Linked DNA regions of Homo sapiens: region 2 is linked to region 1. The links are chromatin loops, found by intact Hi-C in ENCODE. Cell type or tissue: HepG2. All regions are shown on one strand. Each heading gives the region's core, and the rest is flanking DNA. Links, peaks and the distances in the headings are about the cores only. Region 1 has its middle 11 kb from the start of RPS6KA3. Region 2 has its middle 61 kb from the start of RPS6KA3.

Region 1 (16,325 bases), core at 13,441-15,940:
CTGAGTAGAAGCTTGAAATAGTACTAGAATAAAAGCATAGTTCGGCAGCAAGGGATGGAAAACTAGAAAGAATAAGTAAAATGAAGCCAAGGAGGAAGATGAGATCATAAAAAGCAGTCTACTTAAGGTTCAAGTCTGATATTTGTGTAATTAAAGTGAAAACTTTTCCATTTTAGGGACTGGAATTATGTTTAAATGAATTTTGATAAAACTCGCTATTCAAACTTTTTGAGTAAAACTCTATAATTGCTACCTATCCATTATATTGAATATACCCAAGGAATTCTGCTGGCCAAATTAGTCATGACTCATTGGCATGTTTTTATAACATTTAGATATATTAGTTGCATGAACATTTCAGGGAGCGTTGTTCAAATGTGCCTCAGTCAGAATACTTCAGTAGTCTCTACTATTTCTAATGAAGCACTAAAACATTAAGAACCATTAATGATATGAAACCATTAATGATATTTAAAAAACTTCATAACATAGACTTGATTGAGTAAATTATGTTTCATTAATTCCAAAGCAATTTAGCAATAACCTAAAAATTATGTTTCATTAATTCCAAAGAAATTTAGCAATAACCTAAGACCGTTGTTGGCACTGTTTTTAATATTAATAATACTCCCTTTCAATAGAAATGAATATTGACTTTGTTATTCACTCATTTACTCAACATTCATCAGCATTGCTCTGTGCAAAGGCCTGTAGTATGCCACATGGGGAATGCTCAGATGAATCAGGCAGGGACTCTGCCCATTCTGATGTCATAGTTAATGACTTAAGGAAGATAAAACACATACAAAAAACACCATAACATTATATAAGAGGTAGTAAATGCTAAAAGAGGCACGGACATAAAATTTAAGGAGCATAGAGTGTATTGCCATCAGAGAGGTATAAGAAAGGCTTTATGGAGAAAGTGTATTGATGTTGAATTCATTCCTTCTTTCAAGAAAAATTTACTGGAAATGCCCCTACTTTCACAGAAAGTGCAACCTGATAGGGAAGACAGACAATGGGCAGATAAAGATTTAGGAGTGGAGTGTTGTAGGGAAATGTAAAGAGCTTGGTAAAATCAAGAAACAGAAATAGGGCCAATGTGGGCAGAGTGTAGTGAGAAAAAGGGAGAGTGATCAGAGATGAGGTCAAAGGGTTCAGATCATGTAAGACCATGTAAGCCATAGAAAGGAATTTGGATTTTAGTCTAAATGCTTTGGAAAACCACTGACAGGCTGAGCAGGAGGATAACATGATCTGGTTTTCATTAAAGATCACTGTAGCTGCTGGGTGAAGAATGCATTATAGGGAGGTAAGAGCGGGAGCAGGAACATCTCTCAGGAGGCTACTGAAAGAGTCCCAGTGAAAGATCATGGTGACTTAAATTCTAATGGTAGCCAAGGGGCTAGAGAAAAGTGGATCTATTGTGAAGTCAGAGCCAAAAGGACTTCCTGACAGACTGTATGTGGAGTGCAAGGGAAGTACAAGAATGTAGATGACTCTCAGACTTTTGGCTTGTGAATGGTGGTGGCATTTACTGGAATTGAGAAGGCCTACAGAGAGAGTGAATTTGAGGGGAGAGATGAACAAGAATTCTAATTTGACCATGTTGAGTTGAGATGCCTGTTGGACATCCAAGTGGGGATATCAAGTTGACAATTACATATACAAAATTGGAACTCAGTAGAGGAATAAGGGCTGAAGATATATTGTGAGTCATTGGCAAATAGACAGTATTTAAAGCCATGGACCTGGACAAGATCAACAGGGATAAAGTGTTAATAGAGTAGGACAGGGACCCGGGACCCAGCCCTGGGGCACTTGAAAGATGGATACTATTTTAATGGCCAGAGATGGAAAGGACATTGAACAGGAAGGAAAAACTCAAAGACAGGAAAGTACTTAGCATAAGTGGGGAAGCATGGGTAATCCATTTAGGGAGAGCTCATAACAGATACCAAGGCCTAGATTTGGTCCACAGACTTCAATGGAGAATCATGGAAGGTTTTAAACTTAACAAAGTGGTTCTGCTTCTGATAATATATGAGTAGTTCCTATATGTGATCATCCTTCTCTAGATAACAACTACAAACATTGGACAATAATATTTTTTAAACCCTACCTAAAGGCACAGAGAAAAAACAAAAGCAGGCAGATACTAGAGGGGGTCAATACTTGAAGAAAAGCACCAGATCTTTGTGAGTTTCCCATATTGATTTTACAGCTTTTTGCCCGAAGAGCACGTCCCAGTTTTCACTGAGCCTGGTAGCTAAAACCAGCAGTCTTATTGGCTTGAAGAACCAGAGGACAGAGTTTGGAAAGGGGGTGGAAATTTCTGAAAGGAGAGAGCTTGAAAGGGGGTACTTAAGTTTAAACTTTGTCTAAATCTCTGGCTGATCCTGGAAGTACACATGTATAGGGTAGACTCCAAGAAGCCTAGCTAAGGCTAAAAAAATTGGACTAAGATTTCAGCTGCTGCCTACCACAAGGGAGAGAGAGTTTGGAATTTGAGCTCAACCAAGTTCGCTGCCTGCAAAAACGAACAAAAAGACCTTTGAAGGTACAGAACAGAATCCCGAATCCCTAAAATGTGTCATTTACAATATCCAGGATATAATTCAAAATTGTTAGACATATGAAGAAATAGAAAAACAAGACCCATACTCAGAAGAAAAGGTAATCAATGGAGAGGATCAATGGAGATGACCCAGATGTTAGAATTAGCAGACAAAAGGAAAATATGCCCGTAGTGAATAAAGTTGAGGAATAAATTTATTATTCTGTATCTCAGAAGAATCTTTAACTGGTAAATAAGATTAATTTGGGCGGGCGCGGTGGCTCACGCCTGTAATCGCAGCACTTTGGGAGGCCGAGGCGGGTGGATCACGAGGTCAGGAGATCGAGACCATCCTGACTAACACGGTGAAACCCCGTCTCTACTAAAAATACAAAAAAAAATAAATTAGCCAGGCGTGGTGGCAGGCGCCTATAGTCCCAGCTACTTGGGAGGCTGAGGCAGGAGAATGGTGTGAACCCGGGAGGCGGGGCTTGCGGTGAGCCGAGATGGCGCCACTGCACTCCAGCCTGGGCGACAGAGCCAGACTCTGTCTCAAAAAAAAAAAAAAAAAAAAAAAAAATTGAGGATGCAGAGGCCAGAGGTGGGAAAAAGGTAGGGAAGCTATTGATAGGCCCGTAGTTCTATAGACACAAAGAGAGTAAAGTTGACAAAAAGATACTTTGAAAGATGTCATTTAATTATGGAAAGAAGAAAGAGGAATCAGATGACACTGAGGTTTCAAGTGTGGTTGAAACAATGGTAGTACCACCAGCAGAAACAGAAACATCAATGGAGAACATAAGGCTTGGATATAGGATGACAAATTCCATTTTGGAAATATTGAGTTTGAAATGTTAACATGATATCCAGTTGTAGTATTCAACAAGGAGTTGCAAATTCAAGATGGATCTGTAAGAAAGGCAGGGTCAAGGCTGGGGAGAATAATTTCGAGTCTTTCAAGTGATCATTGAAGTATGAAATTATATTAGATTTCCAAAGAAAAACGTACATAGTTAAAAGAGAAATAATATGTATTAGTTACCTATTGCCACGTAGCAAATCACAAATGCTTAAGGCAACAACCATTGATTGGTTTATAATTCCACAGGCTGGCAATTTGGGCTGGGTTCAGCTGGACATTTGTACTTGTCTCTTGTGGGTTCACTCATGCATTTGCAGTCAGCTATCAGGTCAGCTTTGCTGATCTGGGTCAGGAACCCTCCCATCTTTCAAGCCTTATCTAAGATGGCTCATCTCTGCTCTATGTGCCCTCTCATCCTTTAATAGTCTAACCTGGGTTTGTTCACACAAATTCCAAGAGAGAAAACCGAAGTGTGCAAGGCTTCTTGAGGCTCAGACTTGGACCCAGTACCACATTGCTTCCATTACATTCTGTTGGCCAAAGCTAGTCATCAGGCTGTCCTAGATTCAAATAGTAGGAAAATAAACTTTATAGTTTGATGGGAGACTGCAAAGTCACATTGCAAAGGAGCATGGATACAGGAAGGGGAATACTTTGTGGTCATTTTGCAATCTACCACATAGCCAAGGATAGAACTTTGGATTTGCACACCCATATTCATAGTAGAATTATTTACAATATCCAAGAGGTGGAAGCAACCCAGGTGTCCATTGACCATGAATGGATAAACAAAATGTGGCATAAACATTCTGTTTATTATAAAGGATATTACAAAGGATACGGATGAACAGCCAGAGGAACAGGTATATAGAGTGAAGTCCAGAAGGGTCCTAAGCAAAGGTGCTTCTGTCCTCATGGAGCTGGGATGCACCACTTTCCTAACATATGGATGTGTTCGCCAGCCTGGAAGCTCTCCAAACCCCATAGTTTAGGGATTTTTTATGGAGGCTTCATCACCTGGGCATGATCAATTATTAACTCAATCTCAAGTCTCTCTCTTTTCCCAGGAGGATGTGGAGTAGGGGGCTTGAAAGTTCCAAGTTTCTAATCATGCTCAGTCTTTCTAGTGAGTAGCCCTCATCCAGAAGCCCAGCAAGAGTCACCTCATTAGAACAAAAGGCACTCCTATCATTCAGGAAATTATGATGGCTTTAGATGCTCTGTGTCAGGAACTGGGGAAAGAGACCTAATGCATATTTCTTATTATGTCACAACATGCAATTTAATATTTTTCAGCCTTAAAGAGGGTGCGGGCACGGTGGCTCATGCCTGTAAGCCCAGCACTTTGGGAGGTTGAGGCAGAAGGATTGCTTGAGCCCAGGAGTTCGAGACCAGCCCAGGCAACATAATGAAACCCCCCCCATCTCTACTAAACATAAAAAATTAGCTAAGAGTGGTGGCATGCGCCTGTAGTCCCAGCTACTCAAGAGGTTGAGGTGGGAGGATGGCTTGAGCCCAGGAGTTTGAGGCTGCAGTGAGCTATGACTGCACCGCTGCACTCCAGTCTCCAGTCCAGGCAACAGAGCAAGACTTCGTCACAAAAAACAAAAAGAAGGAAATCCTGTCTCATGCTACAACATGAATGAAGTTTGCGGACATTATGCTAAGTGAAATAAGCCAGTCGCAAAAAGACAAATACTGTATGATTTCACTTATATATCTCGAATAGTCAAACTCACAGAGACGGAAAGTAGTATGGTGGTTGCCAGGGGCTGAGGATAGAGGAAAAAATGGGAGTTGCTGTTTAGTGGGTGCAGAGTTTCAGTTTTGTAAGATGAAAATGTTCTGGAGATTGGTTGCACAATAATATGAATGTACTGAGCACTAATGAACTATACATTTCAAAATCGGTAAGATGGCAAATTTTATGTTATGTATTTGTTACCACAATTAAAAATAAAATATAAAAATAGAACTTTAGACATGATCCATATTTAGGGTGAACAGGAAAAAGGGAACAAAAGGAAACAAATGTTGCCCAATCTGGAACTAATGGAAACCAATCTACCAGGTGGAGTTTGAAAATGGTTCTCTTATCTTTGTTCTCTATCACTTTCAGATAAGGGGCTCCAGAATTTAGCCTTTCCTCACTGGAGGGAGGAAGAGAGCCATCTGCTTATCTGGCCCTCATCTCTCCAGGATTCTAGAGTTCACATGATTTATCCTATTTTCCAGGCTGATAATATCCTTGTGGAAATTCCAGCCCTGGACCTACCTTCTTTTCTTATTTTTGCCAGTCCCATCTCCTGATCCTGGACCTCAGTTCTATCTAGCCTTGGCTTCACATCAGAATGACTATCCGCTATTAATAATATGGTCGGCCTCCAAGCCTTCACAGAACCACAGCCCCGTCTTGCTCCCAGAGAGCAGACATCTCTAGAAGAGTGATACATGCCTAGAGTGGTCCTAAAGTTCTGCCACACTCAGGGATTTGTTTACCGTGGGCTGTTCTTTTGCTGCCAGGGAAAGGACAGCCCTTCTGCCATCCCAGATGCCCACATTTGCCTGGTTCAGCCTTGCTCCCTGCTTGCTCATTCATTATATCCAGGATGTTTTGTGATCAGACCTGAAAAACTCACCTGAAGCTACCACAGATGTTAAAGTTGGGGAAATGGGCAGATTCCAAGAGCCAAATGGGATACCAATTTGCAGCGACATTTAAAAACAACCAAAATTCTGTCCATAATCATATTTTCATGATGGTCTCAAAAATGTAGTTACAATTGGTTTGTTCAAATCAAGATCCAAACAAGGTCCACACATTACCTCTGGTTGCCTCTCTCAATGCAAAGAATTACCCCTCCTCTTTTTCGTTCATTCCATTGACTTGCTGCAGAAAGTAAGTTAACCAAACCTAGAGAATATATCACATTCCGTATTTGTCTATTTGCTTCCTTGTGTGTCATTTAATTTATTTCTCTAGTCCTTTTGTCTCCCCGCAAAAATGAAAGCTCTAGAGCAGTACCTTCCAATAGAACTCGCTGCCGTGGTGGGAATGTTCTATAATGTGCGCCGTCTGATACCATAGCCACAGGTGAAGACTGACACGTGAAATGTGGCTGGTGTGAATAAGGAACTGAATTTTTTAAATTTATTTTATTTTAATTAATTTGAATTTAAATATCCACATGTCATAGCTACCGTATTGGACAGTGAAGCTATAGAGGCTTAACTGAATTCAGCTTCAGGTTTTTGAAAACAATACTTCATAGGTAGTACTAAGTATTTCTTATTGCATGACATAAGAGGCTTATAGTGACTGGTTGTTCACCTTTACCAATGCTGAGATTAATCAGTGGGTTCAGGTGGTGATAGCCTGATCCTTCCCATTTCAAGTTCCCCATCCACCTTTCATCTAATGGCTTTATTCATTTATGATTGTTGCCTGAATCAATTATTCCATTATGGTTTTCAAAGTGGTGCTTTTCTTTTTTTATTATTATACTTTAAGTTCTGAGATACATGTGCAGAACATGCAGGTTTGTTACATAGGTATACATGTGCCATGGAGGTTTGCTGCACCCATCAACCCATAATCTTCATTAGGTATTTCTCCTAATGCTATCCCTCCCCTTGCCCCCCACCCCCCGACGGGTCCCAGTGTGTGATGCTCCCCTCCCTGTGCCAATATGTTCTCATTGTTCAACTTCCACTTATGAGTGAGAACATGTGGTGTTTAGCTTTCTGTTCCTGTGTTAGTTCGCGGAGAATGATGGTTTCCAGCTTCATCCATGTCCCTGCAAAGGACATGAACTAATCCTTTTTGTGGCTGCATAGTATTCCATGGTGTATATGTGCCATATTTTCTTTATCCAGTCTATCATTGATGGGCATTTGGGTTGGTTCTAATTTACACTCCAACCAATAGTGTAAAAGCATTCCTATTTCTCCACATCCTCTCCAGTATGTGTTGTTTCCTGACTTTTTAAATGATCGCCATTCTAACTGGTGTGAGATGGTATCGCATTGTGGTTTTGATTTGCATTTCTCTAATGACCAGTGATGATAAGCTTTTTTTCACGTTTGTTGGTCGCATAAATGTCTTCTTTTGAAAAGTGTCTGTTCATATCCTTTGCCCACTTTTTGATGGAGTTGTTTGTTTTTTTCTTGTAAATTTGTTTAAGTTCCTTGTAGATTCTGGATATTAGCCCTTTCTCACATGGATAGATTGCAAAAATTTTCTCCCATTCTGTAGATTGCCTGTTCACTCTGATGATAGTTTCTTTTGCTGTGCATAAGTTCTTTAGTTTAATTAGATCACATTGTTCAATTTTGGCTTTTGTTGCCATGGCTTTTGGTGTTTTAGCCATGAAGTCTTTGTCCATGCCTATGTTCTGAATGGTATTGCCTAGGTTTTCTTCTAGGGTTTTTCATGGATTTAGGTCTTACATTTAAATCTTTAAAACATCTTGAGTTAATTTTTGTATAAGGTGTAAGTAAGGGGTCCAGTTTCAGTTTTCTGCATATGGCTAGCCAGTTTTCCCAGTACCATTTATTAAATAGGGAATCCTTTCCCCATTGCTTGTTTGTGTCAGGTTTGTCAAAGATGAGATGGCTGTAGATGTGTGGTGTTATTTCTGAGGCCTCTATTCTGTTCCATTGGTCTATATATCTGTTTTGGTACCAGTACCATGCTGTTTTGGTTACTGTAGCCTTGTAGTATAGTCTGAAGTCAAGTAGTGTGATGCCTCCATGTTTGTTCTTTTTGCTTAGGATTGTCTTGGTTATATGGACTCTTTTTTGGTTCCATATGAAATTTAAAGTAGTTTTTTCTAGTTCTGTGAAGAAAGTCAATGGTAGCTTGATGGCAATAGCATTGAATCTATAAATTACTTTGGGCAGTATGGCTATTTTCATGATATTGATTCTTCCTATCCATGAGCATGGAATGATTTTTAATTTGTTTGTGTCTTCTCTTATTTCCTTGAGCAGTGGTTTGTAGTTCTCCTTGAAGAGGTCCTTCACATCCATTGTAAGTTGTATTCCTAGGTATTTGATTCTCTTTGTAGCAATTGTGAATGGGAGTTTGCTCATGATTTGGCTCTCTGTTTGTCTATTATTGGTGTATAGGAATGCTTGTGATTTTTGCACATTGATTTTGTATCCTGAGACTTTGCTGAAGTTGCTTATCAGCTTAAGGAGTTTTGGGGCTGAGACGATGGGGTTTTCTAAATATACATGCAAACAGAGATCATTTGACTTCCTCTCTTCCTATTTGAATATGCTTTATTTCTGTCTCTTGCCTCATTGCCCTGGCCAGAACTTCCAATACTATGTTGAATAGGAGTGGTGAGAGAGGGCATCCTTGTCTTGTGCCAGTTTTCAAAGGGAATGCTTACAGCTTTTGCCCATTCAGTATGATATTTGCTGTGGGTTTGTCATAAATAGCTCTCAGTATTTTGAGATATGTTCAATCAATACCTAATTTATTGAGTGTTTTTAGCATGAAGCGGTGTTGAATTTTGTCGAAGGCCTTTTCTGCATCTATTGAGATAATCATGTGTTTTCTGTCATTGGTTCTGTTTATGTGATGGATTATGTTTATTGACTTGCGTATGTTGAACCAGCCTTGCATCCCGGGGATAAAGCTGACTTGATCATGGTGGATAAGCTTTTTAATGTGCTGCTGCATTTGGTTTGCAAGTATATTATTGAGGATTTTCACATCAATGTTCATCAGGGTTATTGCCCTGAAATTTTCTTTTTTTGTTGTGTCTCTGCCAAGTTTTGGTATCAGGATGATGCTGGCTTCATAAAAGGGAGGAGTCCCTCTTTTTGTGTTGTTTGGAATAGTTTCAGAAGGAATGGTACCAGCTCCTCTTTGTACCTCTGGTAGCATTCGGCTGTGAATCCGTCTGGTCCTGGACTTTCTTTGGTTGGTAGGCTATTAATTACTGCCTCAATTTCAGAACTTGTTATTGGTCTATTCAGGGATTTGACTTATTCCTGGTTTAGTCTTGGGAGGGTGTATGTGTCCAGGAATTTATCCATTTCTTCTAGATTTTCTAGTTTATTTGCATAGAGGTGTTTATACTATTCTCTGATGGTAGTTTGTATTTCTGTGGGATCAGTGATAATCTCCCATTTATCATTTTTTATTGTGTCTATTTGAATCTTCTCTTGTTTCTTCTTTATTAATCTGGCTAGTGGTCTATCAGTTTTGTTAATCTTTTCAAAAAACCAGCTCTTGGATTCATGGATTTTTTGAAGGGTTTTTCATGTCTGTATCTCCTTCAGTTCTGCTCTGATCTTAGTTATTTCTTATCTTCTGCTAGCTTTTGAATGTGTTTGCTCTTGCTTCTCTAGTTCTTTTAATTGTGATGTAAGGGTGTCAATTTTAGATCTTTCCTGCTTTCTCCTGTGGGCATTTAGTGTTACAAATTTCCCTCTAAATACTCCTTTAGCTGTGTCCCAGAGATTCTGGTACGTTGTGTCTTTGTTCTCATTGGTTTCAAAGAACTTATTTATTTCTGCCTTAATTTTGTTATGTACCCAGTAGTCATTCAGGAGCAGGTTGTTCAGTTTCCATGTAGTTGTGCAGTTTTGAGTGAGTTTCTTAATCCTGAGTTCTAATTTGATTGCACTGTGGTCTGAGAGGCTGTTTGTCATGACTTCCGTTATTTTGCATTTGCTGAGGACTGTTTTACTTCCAATTATGTGGTCGATTTTAGAATAAGTTCTATGTGGTGCTCAGAAGAATGTCTATTCTGTTGATTTGGGGTGGAGAGTTCTGCAGACGTCTGTTAGGTCTGCTTGGTTCAGAGCTGAGTTCAAGTCCTGAATATCCTTGTTAATTTTCTGTCTCATTGATCTGTCTAATATTGAGAGTGGGGTGATAAAATCTTGCACTATTATTGTGTGGGAGTCTAAGTCTCTTTGTACGTCTCTAAGAACTTGCTTTATGAATCTGGGTTCTCCTATATTGAGTGCATATATATTTAAGATAGTTAGCTCTTCTTGTTGAATTGATCCCTTTACCATTATGTAATGCCCTTCTTTGTCTTTTTTGATCTTTGTTGGTTTGAAGTCTATTTTATCACAGACTAGGATTGCAACCCCTGCTTTTTTTTTTTTTTTTTTTTTTGCTTTCCATTTGCTTGGTAAATCTTCCTCCATCCCTTTATTTTGAGCCTATGTGTGTCTTTGCACGTGAGATGGGTCTCCTGAATGCAGCACACCAGTGGGTCTTGACTCTATCTAATTTGCCAGTCTGTGCCTTTTAATTGGGGCATTCGGCCCATTTACATTTAAGGTTAATATTGTTATGTGTGAATTTGATCCTGACATTATGATGCTAGCTGGTTATTTTGCCCATTACTTGATGCAGTTTCTTCATAGTGTCGATGGTCTCAAAGTGGTGCTTTTCTAAGTCCAGCATTCCTTCTACATTTATAAGCCAGAATTCTTCTGTAAAGACCATTCTTTCATCAACTAATGCTATACGGTTCACCTGAAATACAGTTTGTATAAGAAAAAGCATGATAAATTCTTAATTTTTTTTATATTGCCATTAATGGCTGGCAAAAAAGAAAGAAAGGTAGGCATCTTGCATCTAGGCAAAGGTGCCAGGATTTTATCCTGAGCTATGGAAAGCCACTGTGGGTTTTAAGCACATAGGATGAACAAGATAACATTTTCATTTTAGGATGCACCCTTTATCCCTTGTGTAGAGAATGGGTGAAAGTCAGGAAGGCTCTGAAGGGAGCTGTCATAATTCAGGCCAAAGATGGGGAGGGCCCAAACTGGGGTGGGGGTAGTGGAGCGAGAGAGAGTTTGACAGAATCCAGATTAGAAAGGAGAATCCAAAAATCTAGTAAAATAATGTGGGAGGTGCGAGAAGAAGGGGAGATGGAGGAGGGTAGGATGACATAATGAACCCTATATTTCTGATATGGTCAATTAAATAAATGGTGATGCCACAAAACTCCTTGAGAAATACAGGAAGAGAAGTATAGAGGAGTTAGCTCCTAAATGAAAAACGAAGTCTGCCCAAACATGGACTTCCCAGACAGAAGGAAAGATTTAAGAAGCTACAGTATAATTTTTTTCACTTCAGTCTAATAAATAATAGTGAGTACATATTAGGGGGAAATTACTCATATATAGAGTTGTCTGGATTCTGGAGATCTATAAAGAAGAATCAGGGATTATTTTGTTAGCATTAAATGTTTAACCTGAAGAAATTAAATTCTAGGCTCTATTCCTAATCCATTTGTAAACACATTCCAAATTCCTCTCTGTTGTTATTTTTTTCCCTATTGCTTACAGAGATATGCCTACTATTTTAGGAAATCCTTAATAGTGGATGTAGTGTTTTCAGAAGTGAAAAATGCTTTGCAAGTGTATAAGCAAAAATCTTCCCAGTCGTTGTATTAGTTTCCAAGGGCTGCCATAACAAAGTACCATAAACTGGGTGGCTGAAAACAACAGAAATTTATTGTCTCAGAGTTCTAGAGGCTAGAAGTCTAAAATCAAGATGTTGTCAGGGCCATGTTCTCTCAGAGACTCTGTGTGGAATCCTTCCTTGCCTCTTCCTAGCTCCTTGCCACTTCCTAGCTTCTGGTGGTTTGTCAGCAATCTGTGGCATTCATTGGCTTGTAGATGCATCATTCCAATCTTCTGTCATTACCTGGCATTCTCCCTGTGTCTCTGTCTTCACATGGCTATCTTCTTATAAGGAGACCAGTCCTAATGGATTAGGGGCCCACCCTACTCAAGTATGACCTCATTTTAACTAATTACATCTGCAACACTCCTATTTCCAAATAAGGTCACATTCTGAAGTACTGAGGATTAGACCTTCAACGTATCTTTTTTGGGAGAATCATAATTCAACCCATAACAGTGGTCTAAAGACCCATGGTAAACTATGAAAACAAAAATTTTCATTTGAAAATTATCTATTTTAACACCCTTTCAAAAGCTTTATATTGCTCTTTGGAGAAGCTGAAACTTATTTTCTTTTTTTTTCAAAATGAAATTTCATAGAATCTTACAGTGTCCACCAAGGCAAAATAAAATAAAGACTAACAGAGCAATACAGCATATGAATATATTTAATAAACATAGTCGTTTAAATACTTATTTAATTGTATTTTGTGGTACATTTTCCTAAGCATTTTCCTGAAATCTTTGGGAGAACTCATTATAGTAAGAAATACTCATTCTTTATCAGAATGAAACACTAACCTTTGCTAACAGTACCTATTGTTTAAATAAAATGAGATAACATATGTAAATCATTTAACAGTTTGCAAGTACTCAACAGCTGTTAGCTACTTTTTTTTGTTTGTTTTTTGTTTTGTTTTGTTTTGTTTTTTGTTTTTGAGACAGAGTCTCATTCTGTTGCCCACGCTGGAGTGCAGTGGCACAATCTCAGCTCACTGCAACATTCACCTCCTGGGTTCAACTGATTCTCCTGCCTCAGCCTCCCGAGTAGCTGGGACTACAGGCGCATGCCACCACACCCGGCTAATTTTTGTATTTTTAGTAGAGACAGGGTTTCTCCATGTTGGCCAGGCTGGTCTCGAACTCCTGACCGCAGGTGATCCTCCCGCCTCGGCCTCCCTAACTGCTAGAATTACAGGAGTGAGCCACTGCACCCAGCCCTGTTAGCTGCTATTAATATATATTTAGTACTCTTAGCATTGCAATGATGATTAAATTACATGTGAAACACTTACATCAATGCCTGACCCACAGTAAGTACTCAGTAAGTGTCTAGCTATTATTATCATCATCACCATCATTATAAAAAGTGTTCAAAACTTTTGGTAAAGTGTCCAAAACTGCCAATACTACTTCGAATTGGCTTATTCTTGCTTAAACGTGAACTCACTATTTGCATACAGTCTTATTAGTCTTAAAATTTTTAATAAAGCCATTTAATCTATAGAATTCATCTCTTATTTTCTAGGCAATTGTAAGTTATTTCAATTCAGTTTTCTTATTTAAAAAAGGAATTCCTTAATGTTTAACCCCTTCCCAGGTTTTTATTCTTATTTTATTAGTTACCAAGAACATGACTTGAAAATAAGCTACTGAAATATAATTGATCTGTTGCTTAATGAAAATGTACTTTACTTACAAATATGGCATTATTAATCCATGAGCAGTTTTTCCAGCAATGGACCTGATTTGATAGTGCCTCACTCACACAATTTTTGTGATTAAAGCTGCAGAGTTTCCAAACATGGAGATTTGGGATTCAGCTGGTGGTCAAAGAATAGAGTTCCATTTAATTCCATAGTGTTCTGCAAAGACACTTCCAGTTGAGGTCTGGCTACGGGCTGGTCTTAAATACAAGTCACTAAAAAAGAATTTTTTAAAAAAAGTATCTTTTCCAGTTGCAGACTCAAATTTGCATTCAAAAGCACAAATATAAAGTTTTAAAAAACATAACCACAATAACAGCCATGTTTTAAAGCAAGAGTTCAATAAAGTTTGAAAATTTTTTTTCATGGCGATGAGTAGGAACTGGTGGTCCTTGGGTTTTTGCTTCAAAATGGTTTGTGGACTGAAAAAAAAAAAATGTGAGAACCACTGTTCTAACCAACCAAAGTAAATTGATAGTTACAAAATGGGAACGTTTATTCTCTGAAGGAATACTTTATACTGAGATTTTTGCTTAATGTCAAAGCAACTGTTTTCAACATCAGTTTGAAATGAAATTTTAATGTATTATCTCCCTCATGAATTAGTGTTTATAAACAAGAAAATTTAGAGGGTCTTTTCAGTTCTAGCAAAATGAAAACTAAAGTAAAACAGTAGCTTATTAAAGCTTCCAGAATGGCTTCTCAGTTCCTTGTCAAGTATCAAAGCCCCATAATTCTTTCCCTTCAAATGACTCTTGGAAGAAAATGACACCTCTAAGGATTAAACATTTCGGAAACCAATAAAAGAAGAAGACATTAAAGCATGTCTGACACAGGCCTCTCCTTCATAGTTCCCTCTTCCTCTCATTCTCCCTACATAAGTATGAGTCAGGTAATGTTCACTTTGAATCATATATTTGTTAGTTTATTTTGAGCATTACATAAACTAGATTTTGATCATAGCCTATGAGGCAATTGACCTGTAATCATTTGCATTTCAACATATGTAGCTCAAAAAACAGAAGAGTAAGTTGCTCTACATTCTTTTATTTGCATTTCACAGGTTACTTACAGTATCATTTTTTGTGATACAAGAGTGCCCTAAAGAAATAGATCACACTACAATAAAATGCTCACACAGCAAATGGAACGAGGTAACTTTCAAGAGTGAGATATTTGAATTACATTATGTATGCAGGAGTACTCCCTTTCTGCAGCTGATAACAATACCTCCATTTATTGAATGTTTCCTATGTGGCAGGCACCATGCTTAATGCTTTACAGACATTACCTCCATTTAATCTTCCCACCAATCATACAAGGCAAGTATTATTATTCCTATTTTCAGATGAGAAAAACAAAGTTTATTCTGCAAATATTTGTTGAACAGCAACTACATGCCGGTCTAAGCAAAGCTGAAGCTAAGATAAAGAATCCTGAAGTTTGGACACAGGCCTGTCTCTGCTCTTATCATGACCCCATCCTGCCTAACTGGAAAGAATGTTAAACATTTCATGTATTTGTATTATAGATTGTCTTCACCTTTATAGATTTTACTGTCTTTCATCATATGCAACTCTAAAATCTTTGAACTTTGTATCTGGAAGGGAACCTAGAACCTTACATTTTCCAAAATTTGAATTTTCTCAAATAAAATGTTCAAATTGATGTAGAAATGCCTGTTCTTTAAGATCTGTGTCAATCAGGAAAATAGCCTTAATAATTTTTATTGGAGACATTTCAAGGAAAAAACAAAATTCACACACATGAAACATATGTAACCATGTATTTTGTTAAACTATTGTCTTATATGAGATAAGATTTGAGCCTAAATCTTACCTTTCTTTCTCTCTGAAAAGAAAGTTAAATAGTCTCTGGCTATTACCTTTCCTTTTTTTGTGAAAAAATAAATAGGCTTTGGATAAATATGAATCGAAATAAATATGCTTTGGATAATATAATTTGGATAATCCAGATGAAAGGAAAAAACTTTTTCCTAGAGGTGATGATGATTACACTTTTGGGATTTTCTACAGTAGTGACAAATCTATATGTACAGAGCTGTGAACTTTGGATGTATATGAGGTAGAGATTGTGCCATGAGCCATAGTTAGTCATCTTGCAACTTTTCCAGACTGATGTAACTCTATTTTTTGAACAAATGTTATTTTGTTAAATAAATGCCCATTTAAACTTGTATACAAAGGTTATAATTATAGCAGGAAATTGTTGGGGGCAGAGGAGGTTAAATCTAGTTGTCCCGTCATACATTAGGAATGATTTCTTGGAAACCTCCTTCAGATTTTCTACTGAGGTTTGCTGTTTCGCTCTACTGTAGTTTCAAGTAAGAACTTTCCAATATTTTGGTTCTGACTGGGAGATTTGTTGGGGAGGGTGGGGATCAGTAGGTAACTGAATCAGCCCTTTCTGCTGATTCTGCACTAAGGAAGCCAAAAAGACATTGGAATCTGAAGATATCACTTAACATTATATGACTTGTAGGAATACATAAAAGTCTCGAAAGCCACATATGTAAGTATACATTTATAGTAGCCACATTAAAAAGTTTTTAAAAGGTGAAATTAATTTTAATGAAATATTTTATTTAACCCAATATATCAAAAATATCATTTCAACATGTTGTGAATATAAAAAATTATTAATGAGATACTTTATATTCTTTTTTTTTTTTTTTTACTAAGTCTGAAATCTAGAAAGAACTTCACATTTACAGCACATCTCAACTTTG
Region 2 (16,325 bases), core at 13,820-16,319, 49 kb before region 1:
TGAATACCCTTTATTTCCTTCTCCTGCCTGATTGCCCTGGCCAGAACTTCCAACACTATGTTGAATAGGAGTGGTGAGAGAGGGCATCCCTGTCTTGTGCCAGTTTTCAAAGGGAATGCTTCCAGTTTTTGCCCATTCAGTATGATATTGGCTGTGGGTTTGTCATAGATAGCTCTTATTATTTTGAAATACGTCCCATCAATAGCTAATTTATTGAGAGTTTTTAGCATGAAGCGTTGTTGAATTTTGTCAAAGGCCTTTTCTGCATCTATTGAGATAATCATGTGGTTTTTGTCTTTGGCTCTGTTTATATGCTGGATTACATTTATTGATTTGCGTATATTGAACCAGCCTTGCATCCCAGGGATGAAGCCCACTTGATCATGGTGGATAAGCTTTTTGATGTGCTGCTGGATTCGGTTTGCCAGTATTTTATTGAGGATTTTTGCATCAACGTTCATCAAGGATATTGGTCTAAAATTCTCTTTTTTGGTTGTGTCTCTGCCCGGCTTTGGTATCAGAATGATGCTGGCCTCATAAAATGAGTTAGGGAGGATTCCCTCTTTTTCTATTGATTGGAATAGTTTCAGAAGGAATGGTACCAGTTCAGTGAGATGGATGAAAACCGTGACATATGTCAATAAGCATCTTGACACACGACTCATAAATTTAAAAAGTAAAACTCAACGAGAGAGCTTCAAACTTCATCTTTGGCTAAACACTGTGAATCCCCCTCCTACCCTCACTATAAAATGCTTTTGCTTTAAAAAAAATCTCAAAATGGAGAATGAATTTGTGCTTCGTGTTGTCTCTGTGCACTTTTCTCCTCCATCAATCTTTGCAAACCTTCATTTCCGGTGTGTTTCCTCCGGCTTTAGAATGTTTACAGGGCCTATTCCGTTTTTCTTGCTCTTGGGAGGCAGAGAGGTAGACTGGTTCATTTTAGAAGGGATAAGAAGACTGTCATATAAAATGAAGAAAATGATAGTATTACAACTTTTCCAAAGAAAAAAATCTGAAAAACCACACTTAGAACTCATATTGCAAAGATTTTTAGCTAAAAAGAAAGAATGACAAAGAATCTTTGTCCAGAGCAAAGGACTGTCTTGATAAAAGATTAACAAAAGATTCTTTCTTTTTTAACTTTCCCAAGATGAAGCTGATTAAGATGGTATTGGGGAGAAGGGAGCTGTAGATTTTTTAGTAAATATAGACTGAGAATAGTTGATGCCATCATTTGTGTGGGTTTTCCTTACCACTGACTCATCATGTAAGTAGTGAATTTCAGCCATGCTTATCTTTCCATTTTTATCATGAGAATTAAGCCCTATACTGACCATCTAGGTAATAGTGATGTTTTGATTCTTCAAATGAGCTCAGTCATCTTTGAACCCTCAAATAACTAAAGTCAGAAGGTCAATCAAATCTTGGTTTGAGTTGCAAATAAAGTATCCTTTCCCCCAAACCCATTCATGTCCACCTTATATTTTACAGTGCTTTCTATAGCCTCGTAAGTAACAACTGATGTTCCTAAAGAAGAGACATGTCGGGATCAATTTACAGGTTACTAAGCATTTTTGAGCTACTGATAGGTTCAGCACTCTGAAGGGTGATGTGGAATCTCACTACTTGGAGTGGGTCCGTGGACCAAAGGTGTCAACATCCCCTAGGAGCTTGTTAGAAGTGCAGATTTTTCAGGCCCCTTCCCAGACCTACTGGATTAGAATCTGCATTTTAACAAGATCCCCAGGGTATTCCAATGCACTTTAAAGTCTGAGAAGCACCAATACAAAGGACTGAGGAAAAACTGTGCCCACACAGGCACCAATGTGATGGGACCTTTCTGGAGGAAATTCGGGGACTCAGAGAAAGACCCCAAAATATGCCCATTTGCAGGCAAACACCTCACATCCCTTAAATAGGGGTCATAGCATTTCATTCACTCCACAATCAGAGTAAGTTTTAAGAAAAGAGGCTCCTGGAAGAGGAAGAACACTGAAAGTTCACACATCAACCTGCTTGCTCTGACTCCACAGCTTGGGTTTTTCCCACCACCTCAGCTTGGCTTCCCACTGAAGGCAAGAACGACCTATGCTGGGCAAATGGGAAAAAAACTGTGGTGCCTCAGCCAGAAGTGGCTGCCTCATCTACCTACCCACCCACACCCCAACCCCTATTGAATCAAAAACCCCAAAAAGGCAAGCTACTATGGAAGAAACATAATACTACTTCCTGGAGCCTGGGTTTCTATAGCCAGATCTTGAATGTATGCTCCAACATATACACATGTCCTCTGTAGGACTGGGTTCAAATCCCAGCTCCATTATTTAGAATGCTTCATTTTTGGAAAGTTAAAAAAAAAAGAATATTTTAACAAGACAGTCATCTGCTCTGGACAAAGATTCTTTGTCACTCTTTCTTTTCAGCTAAAAATCTTTGCAATATGAGGTCTAAGTATGGTTTTTCAGATTTTTTTCTCTTCAGAACCTCTTGTCTAAGGCTGTGTGGCCTTAGACAAATAACTTAATTGCTCACTTTCCACGTCTACAGACCCAGCCATAATCACAGTTCCTACATCATGAAGTACATAATTGTGAGGTACTTGGTTGCAAATGAGCATATTTCGGGATCTTTCCTACCTCATGGAGTACATAATTGTGAGGGTGAAGTAGCTTAATACATGGAAAGCATTTCTGGCAATGTCTGGAAGATAGTAAGAGCTCAATAAGTAACTGCAACTATTACTGTCATCATTGCCATTGCTATTATCATTATTATTACTATTACTACCGGAACTCTTCTGGGTTACCATTAAATCAGCACTCTCTGGGTAGGGTTGTTCAACCAGCTCCAGACACACACCATCCCCCGCTGTTTTTCATCCTATTTGTAATTCTCCATCTTAGCAGGAAATGGATTTTTGTAAAAACACTGTGACAAACCTATCTAAAATCTAGTTGTGGAGTCTCGATGCCAGAGCACGCCCCTAGTCTGCCAGGGCACTAACTCTATTCACATGGAAATGGGACTCACCCAGCATGACACAGTGGCTCCAAGCCATTTCCTAGCCAACCCCTCTTCCCTTTCTAAGTACCCATAAACCACTCAATTTAATAATTCATTTTAGAATTTTGAGTGAATTCCATTTCCAATTTGAGGTTAGAGTTTTTGGGAAATTGGGACACTTTCCCTTTCCAATCTTTGAGCTCTTCTCTTCCCCACGGTCCCTCAGAATTACCAGCAGTGGCTCAGCAATTTCAACTGCATTTGTCTAAATTCCCTCAGATTATCATTTTTTCTGTGTCAGAAGATGAAAATCCATTTATAGCAGCTTGCGGCTCTCTTATGATCACCTCACTTGTCTCTGGCTTCAATTCCTCTTAGCCAAGCGTGTTCTGACCTTTCTGCATTTTCTCTCCTGCCCACTGATGTGACACCATCAGACCCAAGCAGTCAGGCTAATCCCATCCATATTTGGTGGGAGCAGAGGATAAATTGAAAAACCTACTCCAAAAAGAGTTAGCCTTTTTGGTCAAAGCACAGTTTGTTTGGGGTTAAAGTAGTTGTGATAATAGTTTTACAGGTTTGTATTTGTTCTTTTATGGGAAAGAATGTTGAGTGGGACTTTGGGCCTAACGCTGAGGACAGAGAAGGAGTGAGTAGCTCCACATTCTAAAGACAGGCACAAACTATTAGGACCAGGCACTTCACAGAGTGGGCCCCCTTCCTGTCAGTCATCACACCTTGCAGAGGAGAGGAGGGGAGGCACGATTTCCTCCAATCTCTATAAGTTGAACAGTGGGGAAGAAGTTGCTGGAGTCATGGGGTAATCAACCCTCATATGGGAGCGCAGTGTGATGAGTGGGGCACTTCATCCTCTCCCCATGGAAAAGGAATGAGGGTGCCTTCTCTTCCACATCCTTAGGCAAGGTCAAGTGGTGCCCACAAAAAGTGTGGACCGCAAAACTACAATGAGATATCACTTCACATGGTCTGGCTTTAATCAAAAAGACAGACAATAACAAGGGTTGGTGAGGATGTGGAAAAACTGGAACCCTCATATGCTGCTGGTGGGAATGGAAAAATGGGGCAGCTGCTTTGGAAAAGAGTCTGGCAGTTTATCAAAAGGTTAAACAAAGAGTTAATACATGACCCAGCAATTCCATTCCTAGGTATATACTCAAGATAATTGAAAACATATGTCCACACAAAAACTTGTTCACAAATGTTAACAGCAGCACTATTCATAATAGTCAAAAGTGGAAACAACTCAAATCATCCACCACCTGAGGAATGGATGAACAATATGTGGTCCATCCGTATAATGGAGTATTATTCAGCCGCAGAAAGGAATGAAGTCCTGATACATGCTACAACATGGATGAACCTTGAAAGCACTATGCTAAATGACAGAAGCCAGGCACGAATGACCACATAGTATAGGATTCCATTTATATGAAATGTTTAGAATAGGCAAATCCATTAATATAGGAAGTAGATTAGTGGTTTCCTAAGGCTGGGTAGAGGGGAAGGTCGGGGATAATGGCTGAGTGGTACAGGGTTTCTTTTTAGGGTGATGAAATTGTTCTAAAATTGATTGTGGTGATGGTGCAAAAAAATCCATGAATATATTCAAAGGCATTGAGTTGTACACTTTAAATGGGTGAACTGTATGGTATGTTAATTATATCTCAATAGCTGTTGCAAAAGAAGAGAAAGAGAAAAGGGGAAAGGAGGTGAAAAAAAGCAGCAGCATGGACTGGCCCCCCTTCTCCAGCTGGATGCTTGTTGAGGGGCAGAACCTGCAGGCTCACCCTAGTGCAAACATCAGAGCATGATGAGGGAGTGCTGGGCAGTGTGGAGACTTATGCAAACATAGAAACTAGTGCCTACTTCCAGCCTGGAAATATAGAACAAGGTAGGACAAGGTGGATGCTGGAACAGCCCACCCCGAAATGACAGTGAAGAGGGGTGGCAGTGGACATACCTGTGTGCCAAAGTTTGGCAAGGCAAAAATGAGTACATTTCCTACAGGCCAAGGAGACATTGAGGAAGAAGGTACCTATGCTTAAGCATCTGTGCTGGCATTCCGCTCAAAAGGGCTACCCACCAGACAAAGGGCTCCCCACAGCAGCAAGAGGCTTGGAGCATACCCCAATGGTAGTAGCTGAGGGAGAGGGAGGAAAAGAGGCTGAACCCGATCTCCCCCATCAGACACCTAGAGGTGCACTTAGAGGCCTGCAGGTCCCTCTAAGATAGTACATCTCAGTCTTTCTTATGCCTATGGATCACCTGGGGATCTTATTAAAATGCAGGTCTGATTCAGTGGGTCTGGGAGGGGGCTCTGCATTTCTAACAAGATCCCAAATGATTTGGGTTCTGCTGGTCCAAACAATTTGGAACAACAGAGCTCTAAATCAGTAGTTCTAAAACTCTGGTCTCAGAATCCTTTCATACTCTTAAAAATTATTAAGGATCCTAAAGACTTTTTGTTTATGTGGGTTATAGCTACTAATATTTACTGTATTTGAAAGCAAAACTGATAATTTTTATATTTATTAATTGATTCATTTAAAAATAACAATAAAGCTCATTACATCTTAACATAAATAACATATTTTTAGGAAAAATAACTGTATTTTCCAGAACAAACCAACGAGTGAGTGGCATTGTTTTACATTTTTGCAAATCTCTGATTTAACAGAAGACAACTGGATTATCATATCTGCTTCTATATTCAATCTTTTGCAACATATTGGCTTTGCAGAAAAATATGAATATCAAACCTCACACAAATACGTAGTTGGAAAAGGAGCATTTTAATAGCCTTTTCAGGTAATTATAAATATTATTTGATACTACACCAAAAACCTAATAACAGATAGTTTCTTAAAGGTTAATTGCGACATGGAACCTTAAACCATAACAGTACATTTTTCATACTGTGTTACATTAAAATCCATTGGTCCGTCTTGCACTTTGAATGGATCTTTTACATGGTTTTATAACATCATGCATTGGTAATTTGAAAATATTGGTTCACTGAGTTATGCAGATGTCCCAAATGTTGGTACATTTCATTAGACAATGTCAAAAAGTCAAAAAGTTGTATTTGTTAATATCACCACTGATCTCACCAGTCATCTCACCAGAAACGTTTTTAATTACTAGGAAGCTTTCAAGCTCACAGTGGTGAAGACAGGTCTTCTGAAATTTTCATTTTTGCTTGAAAGCTCAAATTTTATCATTGACAACAAATACTGTCAGTTGTTTTCCTTGAAGAGACAGGCCTCAGTTAAATCACTTGCAAGAAAATGACTGCAAATGCACAAGTCTAAATAACCAATTTACCAGTCAGGCATTTCTTCCAGTGAAAATGATGTTCCATGAAAATAAGTGGCCGGTTCAGCTCACAACTCAATCATACACATAATCTTTCTTGAGACAACCATTATACTTCAGTATGAGACATAAGTGCTGTATGCATTACTTCTTTATGCATTTTCTTACACGGAATAGTAAAAAGACATGTACTCAAACATCAAACTTCGATACAATTAGTAATTTTTACTGTTTAATCAAGGACATTCTTAATTGCAACTGGAGTCTGTTTTGGTTTGGTTTGGTTTGTCACCAGGAGTACACAACAATGAAGAATACCACAATTACTGGTACAGTTTGGTGCTGCTGCCTTAATTCCTGCTAAGGCACTGGCGGTCTTATCCATCACTGCTTTTGCACCATCATTGTCAATGCCAACACAGTTAAAAAGACAAATGACATCTTAGTATCCACATGAAAATAGTTATGATCTAACAGACCAAAGAAAAGGTCTCTGAGAACCACAGCCCTAAGGAATTCACCGTGTGCCCCCCAAGAAAGCCAGCGTTTGGAAGCCTGCCACCAGAGGGCACAGAGGCCTGGCAGTGTGCACCAAAGAAGACACACCAAGCAACAGAGAGAATGACAGTAGCCCATTAAGTAAAAAGACCTTTGTCCCTTTTCTTCTCTCACCTGGCCACAGCCAACTTGCTTGGCGAGCTAGGCCTTGGAAGTGGGGTTGGGGATATTTTGGAGCTAAACGAGGCCACTCCAACCCAGCTCAATTTGGGCTCAGGCAAGGAGAGGAAATGAGATTGAGATTGAGATTTTAAAATGGGACTGGACTTCTAATATAAAAAATGACCAGAAAGTTATAGAATTTGCCCAAGATGTTATTAAGGAAATGGGAAGGGCAATAAGACAGAGCACGGTTTAAATAAAACACTTTCATGTTTCTATCCCCACTGAGTTGAGACTCTTCACTAAAAAATTATTTCTAGTCACCCTTCCATTTACAATACATAGATATCTGAGTTAATTGAAAAGCTCCCTATGTGACATGCCATATTCCTTTTCTTCCTTGTCAACACCATATCATTCATCTATGCAACAAAGTTTGATTGAATGCCTACTGTGCCAGGCACTCTTCAAAGGGCTTGTGAAACACTAGTGAAAAAACAGAGATCCATTGGTGGAGTTTACATTTGTAACTGTTACTCTCTAAAGCTTTTTTTTGTTTGTTTTCAATTAACCACGCAGCCTCAGCTGCAAAGCATGCTGGGGTGTTGGAGCAACATAGCAGGGTTCAGTGGGGCTTAACTAAATATTATGAGTGGCCCATAAGGCTAGTCCCAAGGAACATGACCAGCAATCTATATGGCAATGTTCTGGGGCATGTCCAGCTGGCCCCAACAGTCACGGTTATCTGATAATCTAGTGGGCAAGATCAGTAAGAATGGCAGCATCTTGATTACAGTGGGATCTAGGAGGCATCCAATCCCAGGCAATAGCTGGGGGTACAAGGATCAGAGTCCAACTCCTTCCAGTAAGGAGGCCTGGTGAAGGCTTAGCAGGGGTAGGATCTTAGTCAAATGAGTTGGTGCTCATTTGGGAACTTTGGTAGCAGAAACAAAAATCAATACATAGGCTAGAATAGACACTCCAGATTGGATTCAGGACAAAGGGTCATTTGGATATGTGACTGCTGCCTGCTGGCGTGTGCGGGTGTGCTCCACGGCCAGTTTAAGACCATTAGAGGCAGCTCTAGACCCTGAAAAGACATGTAATATAGAATACAAACAACACTAAACCAGAAAATAAATATAAGGAAGTCCAAAGTATCTCTCCTTTTTCCCATAATGTCTTCTTCAAAGTTGTCTCTCAATATCCCACTCCTTTAACTTTATGTGTGTGTATGTTTGTGTGAGTGTGTGTGCATGCACACATGCATGTATATACTCTATAGTGTCTGTGTGTACCATGATCTCATGCTTAGTCTGTTGTTTTAGGAGTCATCTATACTGGTCTGTCCCCAGCCCAGCAAAGAACGTCAAGGACATACAGAGTGAACCACTGGCATCCATGCAATTAATCCCGAATGGGTCTTCAATCTCATTACCCCCTCTCCTTACTCTCTCAGCCTGTTCCTTTACCTCTTTGACTTTGTTTTAGCTCAGCACTTCCAGTTTATGACCCAATAACCCTACTGCTCCAACACTTTTCAGTCCTGTTTCATTCCTGCACTTGTCTTTCTCCACCATGGTGCTCCCTTGGAACAGCTCTTTCAGGGATGGTTCATTTCAATTCATCTCTAAGTCCTCTTTGTACACTCTGACTTTCTGGGGAAACTTAACTGAGCAAGATCCAGCTTTCCACCCCACCTCAGTTTGGACCCTGGAGGAAATAGTCATAAGACTTGAGGGAAATGCCAAGGCTCTAGAAAATAGACCAATAAAAAGAATGCTAATAACCTTACATTTAACTATCATAAAAGTCTCAGAGCAGAGCTTCCCAAAATGTTCTATGTCATGCCATGTGCATTGAATCACTGTGGGCTGCTTGCAAAAAAAAAAAATGCAGATTATTACTCCACCCCAGACCTACTCTTTTAGTTTGGGTTCTCTGAGAAGAAGACAAGGATTCTATTGCAGAAAGTTGATTTGGGAGGTGGTCCCAGAAAACATTGGTAGGGGAGTGGGGAAATGAGACGGGGAAAAGAAGGCAGCCAATTAATGGTGCACTCTCAAGCCAGCTACTACTGTGGGCGACTGGAACTTAATTCCACTGGGAACTTTGGAAACAATATAGTACATGCATCTCAAAATTATGAAGAGGAGGGGGAGTTGAGGCGATTGGACACCAAGTCCTTCAATAATTGGTCAAGGCTGCACTTTGGTCGCATTAATTCCCTGACACTTCTGGCCTGCAAAATCACAGCCCTCTGGAAAAAGATGCAGGTGCTGGGAGTTGGGGATCAGGCTGGGGTACACTGAAATAGTAAGGGCTGAAGAAATATGGGGGGGCGGGCAAAGTCATCTGCTATACCAACCAAATCACCATGCCTGAACATGGGGCTGGAATCTGCATTTTGAACAAACTCTTCACACTACAGCTGGAGAACATAGGGTGTTAAGAATATGTAGTACAAGTGGGATTGGATTCCTAATTTCCTAAGGCTTCTGTGAATAAGAAGGCACCTTCACTCTATCATCCCTCCCCAACCAAAAAAAAAAATCCCTAATTTTAGTAAACCCTCTTTTTCTTATGATGAAAGCATAAAACTTGAGTCTACCACTCACCATTATGATCCCTGGGCTGAATTTTCATTTTGTACCTGGGGAGCTATTTTAGACAAACTCTGTGAACTTAAATAGGGAAAGTGATTCACTGGCATGTAAGGTTCGTTTCATGTTGATGTCGGGATGGAGAAATCAGATGGTGCTAAATGTTCTCTCAGGTCAATACTTGATGACTTCATAGCTTTCACCAGGGTTCTTAATGGTTCGACATTTAGCACTCAAGTCCGGGAGCTTTTTGCCAGCTCTTTGTGAAGGGGGAGGAAGAGGGAGATGCTATTGAAAGGGTTTTTCAAAAGGTTAGTTAATGCACTAGGGCATGGATTTCATTACATGATCGCATAACACTGAGTAGCAGAACATATAGTGGGCAATCTAAAAATAATTACTGCTCAGATGTCGATTAACCAAGGGTTGGCCATGAGCTGGGCTTTGGAAATGTGAGGCAAGGGGCTGAGAGTGCAGGTTCCTAGGACCCCAAGCTTCAATGAGGCTGAAATTTGGGAGGAAATAAAATCAAATTCCTGCCATTGCCATCCTCACTCCTTCTCCCTTCCTGTTCTCCGTAACCGGCACCTACCCCATACCCACAGGAGCTGCAAAGGGCTGATAAAAGGCTGCCATCATCCTTTGCTACAGTTAGGAGCCATCTTGTGTATGTTCAGTATCAATGTAGATTCTCAGGAATGCTTGCTTATCTGTTCTGAGTGCCATGCCCTTTCTACAATACTGCCCTGCTTGAAAAGCACAACGATTGATAACAGACACCAAGGGAAGGAAGAGAAACTAGCCCAGGGTATGAAGCTGAAGCTTCTCCTAAGAGAACCAGTAAGAAATGCTCAGGAGAGGAAGGGAAGAAGAGTACGTGGAACTGAATCAGGCATCCTGAGCTTCTGCCCTCTGCCAAAGTTCTCACCATATGCTATCTTGTCCTGATCTCTTTTCTTGCTTGTTTCTCCTCTCTTCTGCTACACCTGCTGAGAGTTCCTTGAAGGCAGGTGCCAGGTGCTGTTCATTCTTGAATCCTCTCTGCCTGATATACAGTGAATTCATACTGCATTTTGGTTGAGTAAATAAATAACAATTTTTTAAAACAGACCTGTAGTGCCAGAAAGTAGAGAAGTGCCCAACTCTCCCAACACACACACACACACACACACACACGCACAAATTAATGAGGATATGTCAGAGTGAAACATGAGCCAACTAAAAGAGCTTTCAATGGCCAAAGCTGGAACAGTTTGAACAAAAAAAAAGAAAGTAATATTAGATTATAATCCAAAGTATAAAATATTCATGAGTCCGTACTGATATAAGCAAATGATTGAACAAATTAATACATGGGGGAGAAGAAACAAATCTCCCATGCAGAAGAATTTCAAATAAATTTTGTAGATACTCCACCCTAAACGAAGTAAAGAAAAATTCCCCGTTCCTTAAACATGGGCTCCACATAATGACTTCCCAGCAAAGTGTACAGAATGGAAAGGAGGAATAAAAGAGTAACTTTACAGTGGAAAAAAAAACAGACAAACAGTATTTCAGAAAAATGATGAAGAAAAACATCAAGTCATAAATCATCTTCATGGTATGGACCCTTGATATGATGTGATGAAAATGACACTTTACCTCTGTGGCCTTCCTTCCAAAAACTCACAAACCCCAGCCCAATCATGAGAAAAACACCTGACAAATTCCAACAGAACGGCCACCTACCAAATACCTGACTGGTGCTCCTCAAACCTGACAAGGTCATCAGAACCAAGAAAAATCTGAAAAACGGTCACAGCTAAGACGAGCCTAAGGAGATGTGACAACTAAATGTAACGTGGCATCCGGGATGGGATCCAGAAACAGAAAAAGGACTTTAGAGAAACTAAGAAAAGCTGAATGAGCTATATGGGCTTTAGTTAATAATATGTATCACAATTGGTTTATTAATTGTGAAAAATATACTAATACTAATTTTACACTAATAAAAAATATTAGTATTAATAATAGGGGAACCTATGTGCTGGATGGGGGGCAGGAAGTATATGGGAACTATCTGTACTATCAGCTCAATTTTTCTGTAAATATGAAACTGTTCTAAAAGATAACGGCTATTTAAAAAGAGAGAGAAGAGAAGGAGGGAGGGAGGAAGGGGGAGAAAGAAGGACATGTGTGCAGGTCATGTGCTGTAGGTTATGGCCAGACCTGCTTTGGAAAACCTGTAAGTAAATATAAACGGAAAACTCCTAGGACCCACCAGGCAAACACAGATCAGAGGCAATTGCCCCGTGGTGCCGCAGCAAGAATTCCAAGGATCAAATGTGAGCTTTAGGCCTGAGTGAGGAGGTGTGTTGAGTACCAGACCACTGCCTTATTTGGCTGTACGAGTTGTTTCTGGATGGTGACATGCTGGAGTTTAAAAGGCAATGGGAGGTGGGTGTGGTGGCTCACACCTGTAATCACAATTACTTGGGAGGCTGAGGTGGGAGCAATGCTTGAAGCCAGGAGTTCAAGACCAGCCTGGGCAAATTAGGAGACCCTATCTTTACAAGACTTTTAAAAGTTAGCCAGGTATGGTGACACATGCCTGTAGTCTCAGCTACTCAGGAGGCTAAAATGGGAGGATCACTTGAGTCCAGAAGTTTGAGGTTATAGTGAGCTATAATTGTGCCACTTCACTCCAGCCTGAACAACAGTGAGAACCTATCTCAAAAAAAAAAAAAAAAGAAAGAAATAAAAAGAAAAAAGGGGGCAAGAAAAGGCAATGGGCCCACGGACTCTGGGCTCCTCTAGCCTAGAGGACATCTCACTCTTTTCAGGCTGCCAAGATCACCAAGAAAAGCCAGACAAGTGATGAGGAGTAGCCTCTACATCCCTGTGTTCTTTTCTATACATCTGCATGCCTTGTTTGCTGCTTTGGGAGAAAACAGAAGTAAAAGCAACCTAAACTTGAGCTCAAGTCGTCAATCTGGCTCATCTTTGCCCTCAAGCCAGAATCTAGCCTAATCTCTCTGTAATCACGGTCTAGTTTGGCACTGGGGCTGCCTCACCCAGTGAATTCTGCTATCTTCTTCCATTCTGAAAATCTGGAACTGACATCTACCTATGGGCCTACTGGGTGCCAGCAGGTTTTATGTGTTATGTGGAGGTTATCTTTCCCCACCTGGAGATGATAATTTGAAGTTCTATGAGAAGTTGAGATCACACCATTAAGGGCAGAGCTGTCTTTACACTTCCCCATTGTGAGGACAGCAGAGTCGACAAGTAGTGATCACAGGAGACCCCAAGCCCCTGGTGATCTCACACGTTCTCCAATCCACAGCTCTCCTTCCTCCTGCTCACCTATTCTTACCCCTGGCCCACAATGAACTAATCTGTCGGAAGGTAAATCCCGGGTCTGTTCAAGCCTCATACAGTGATCAGCATAACTACGGCCTAGAGTGAGAGACCATTGGTTTTATTTCAGTTCCGCCACTGACTTGTTACAACATTCTTTAGCGTTCATGCTGACAGACACTCCAGAGTGGTAACAGCATAGAAAATGCTGACAAACTGGGCACAACTGTTTGTTTACTCATATTGATAATAACTAGTATTCACATCGTACTTTGCAGTTTGCAGTGTTCACACAAACCTTGTCTCACTGATTTTCAAAAGAACTCTCTGAGATAATCAGAGAGTTGTTATCATCTTCGTTTTACAGAGGAAGAAGCCATGGCTTGGAGAAATGAAGCAACTGGTAATAAATTAGTATGGCAAGAAAGACAGTAAGGGGGCAGGGAACATAGCAGACAGCTCCTCTTGACACCTTTAGGAAGCAGATGAATAAAACTCTAGCTTAATGGTGTCTCCCAGGGTGCCCTTCCTGCTCCCCTGATAATTTCCATTGATTGGACCTATCTTTTTAAATCTCAAACTCTCACAAGTCTATAAATTGGGGTCATCGTTAAAAATAAAGAAACAGATTCAGAGTTACTTGCCCAATATCATACGGCTCAAAAGATCTCAGCAAAGAAGCCAGCTCTAATAAGACAAGAGAGCTCATGTTCTTCCCTCTGTCACAGTCTTTTCCTAAAGTTACAATCTCCCTGGGTGACATTGCTCACACCTAACATGTTAACCATTAAATCTGTCTCCAACCTAGACTTCTTTCCTGAGTCCCAGATCTATTTGTACAACTGCCTAGTGGAAATCTCCTCTTAAGTGTCCCATACACATCTCAAGGCCAACATATCCTAACCTGAATTCATTATACATCCCCCAAGCCAGCTCCTCCTTGAGGTCTTCCAATTGCTGACATCTACCTAGGGCCTACCTAGTTAGTAGCACCATAATCTAGTCCACTGGGCAAATCAGAAACATGGAAGTCCTGTGACATTTCCTCTTCGACCCCACAGCCAATCAGTGAGCCTTCTCAAGCCTTTCTCCTAAACATGTCTCCAATCGTTCTTCTGCTTCCGCTCCCAGTGTCTCTCAGTCCTTTATCATTGGCAATAGAGTCCCCATTGATTTCCTTGCCATGAGTCTCAGCCCCATCCCTCCCTCCCAGGCTCAAATTCCTCTCTGCCTGACCAAGTGACCCTCTTAGATTTGGCCCCTGCCTAGCTACTGTGCCAGCCTCATTACCCTCACTTTACCTCTGGCACATTGTGTTCCAGCAAACCCAAAGTATATGCAGTCCACCAACAGCCATGTACCTTCTGCCTAGAATGCCCTGTCCCCATTTCAGGGCTCTGTTCAACAACTACTGTCACTTCTTTTATTCCATCCCCCAGGGAAAGTTCCTTGCCGTCTCCTTTGCAACAACATTGTACCTTGAACTTGCCCCTTATCACCTTGAACCACAAATCTTGGCTTACATGCCTGCTCCTCCTGCCTACCATACTGGGAGATCCTTGAGAACAAAGACCAGGTCCTACCTATCTTTATAGGTGCAGCACCTAGCCCAGTGGTCAACACTTAGTAGGCACTCCATAAATGTTCATGAAATGTATGCTGGAATTGATCACCACTGCATTTTAGAATATGAAGGAAACTTAAAGTGAATTGAGTCCACTCCAAAGCCTAATTTTACAGATAATGATACCAAGGTTCAGGGATGATGTGACTTGCTGAGCTACATAATGCCTTGGCAGCAATGGTAATAAATAGATTCAAATCTCCAGAATGGATTCACTCCTTTATTAGTTCTTTTTCCGTGATTCCTCATTGCCTCTCAAACTCAAAGCAGAAAAGCCATTGAGCCTCTCAGCGTCTCTGTTTTCACTCATAGACAACGGAAATTACTAATGCCTTCCCTTTCTACAGCATAGGGATTTTATTTAACTACGGTTGAATGCTGTCTGTAAAAATGCTTTGACTTCAGAGAGAGATACACCACAGCCGCGGCTCAGCAGCCCACCACTTTGATTTCAACTTCTCAGTTTACTCTCTCACTTCCTCTATTGACTTTTCCTCTCATGCAGCCTGCAACCCAGCAGAAGCTGGAAGAGAAAGAGATTTGTGATTTCCTCTTACCCCAACTCTACTTAACGAAGAAGAAAGGTACTGTAAATAAAATGAAACAAAGGTTCGTGTACAACTGCATACAAAATATTGCTATTGATTACAAGTTCAGGATGAGAATAAAAGGAGGTTCATGTTTGGAGTCTTGCACTGGGAATGATTATGACACTACTCAGAGACTCCACATCCGTCCGTATGTACATATGTAAATAAAATAGGCTGCCAAACCTAGGAGATTTTTTAAATTCTGACATTCTTTTAAAAAGCAGGAGGATGACAGTTAACTTGGAAAAATAATATCGTAAAAGACAAAGAAAGGCTGTCGAAATGTTCCAGATTAAAGGAGGCTAAAGAGACATGACAACCAAATGTAACACCTGACCCTACCGGATCTTATGTTGGAGGGAAAAGATGCCATAAAGGACATTATTGGGTCAATTGACAAAATTGGAATGAGAACAAAAGATTAAATAAATGTGTTGTATCAATATTAATCAAATGGAAGTTGATAACTCTATTGTGATTAGGTAACAGATTATTCTTAGGAAATACTCACTGAAGTATTAAAGACCCATAATGTATGTAACTTACTCTCAAATGCATCAGAAAAGCATTGTGTGTGTTTGTGTGTGTGTGTGTGTGTGTGTGTGTGTGTGTGTGTGTGTGTAGAGAAGATATACAGGCAGATCTAAAGTAAATGAGGTAAAATGTGTACAGTAAGTGAATCTAGGTAAAACATATGTAGATGATATTTGTACCATTTTTATTCTTGCAACTTCTCTGTAAGTTTAAAATTATTTCTGAATGAAAGTGTTTTTTTTAATCATGTCTGGGCCAAGTGTGGTGGCTTATACCCACTGAAAGTAATCCCACTGCTTTGAGAGGCTGAGGCAGGAGTATCACTTGAGTCCAGGAGTTCGAGACCATCCTGGGCAACACAGAGAGACCACATCACTACTAAAAATTTTTTTAATTAGCCAGGTGTAACAGTGAGCACCTGAATTCCCAGCTACTTGGGAGACTGAGGTGGGAGGATTGCTTGAGCCCGGGAGTTCGAGGTTGCAGTGAGCTATGATCACACCACAGCACCCCAGACTGGGTGACAGAGTGAGACCCTGTCTCAGGAAAAAAAAAAAAAAAAAAAAAAAAAAAAAAGGATGTCTGCACAAGACTTTGCATTTGTGATATTTAACAAGTTCAATTGTTATATCC

What was found. Hi-C counts contacts between places; a loop is a spot of excess contacts. Peaks named below come from ENCODE experiments on the same cell type or tissue, not always from the same donor. Only the 100,000 strongest peaks of a DNase experiment are listed, where the experiment ranks them.
Region 2: it touches region 1 in a loop (11-fold over the local background); 10 of 110 quality-filtered maps call a loop at or near these places.

What each region holds. Positions count from the first base shown.
Region 1 is chrX:20,270,112-20,286,436 of GRCh38, reverse strand. No RefSeq gene overlaps it. Among named protein-coding and RNA genes, the nearest start is that of RPS6KA3, 11 kb to the right of the region's middle. In HepG2, for the core only: no CTCF peak of the experiment used is centred there; DNase peaks (open chromatin) are centred at 14,946 and 15,666.
Region 2 is chrX:20,319,633-20,335,957 of GRCh38, reverse strand. No RefSeq gene overlaps it. Among named protein-coding and RNA genes, the nearest start is that of RPS6KA3, 61 kb to the right of the region's middle. In HepG2, for the core only: no CTCF peak of the experiment used is centred there; a DNase peak (open chromatin) is centred at 15,107; H3K4me3 peaks cover 382 bases.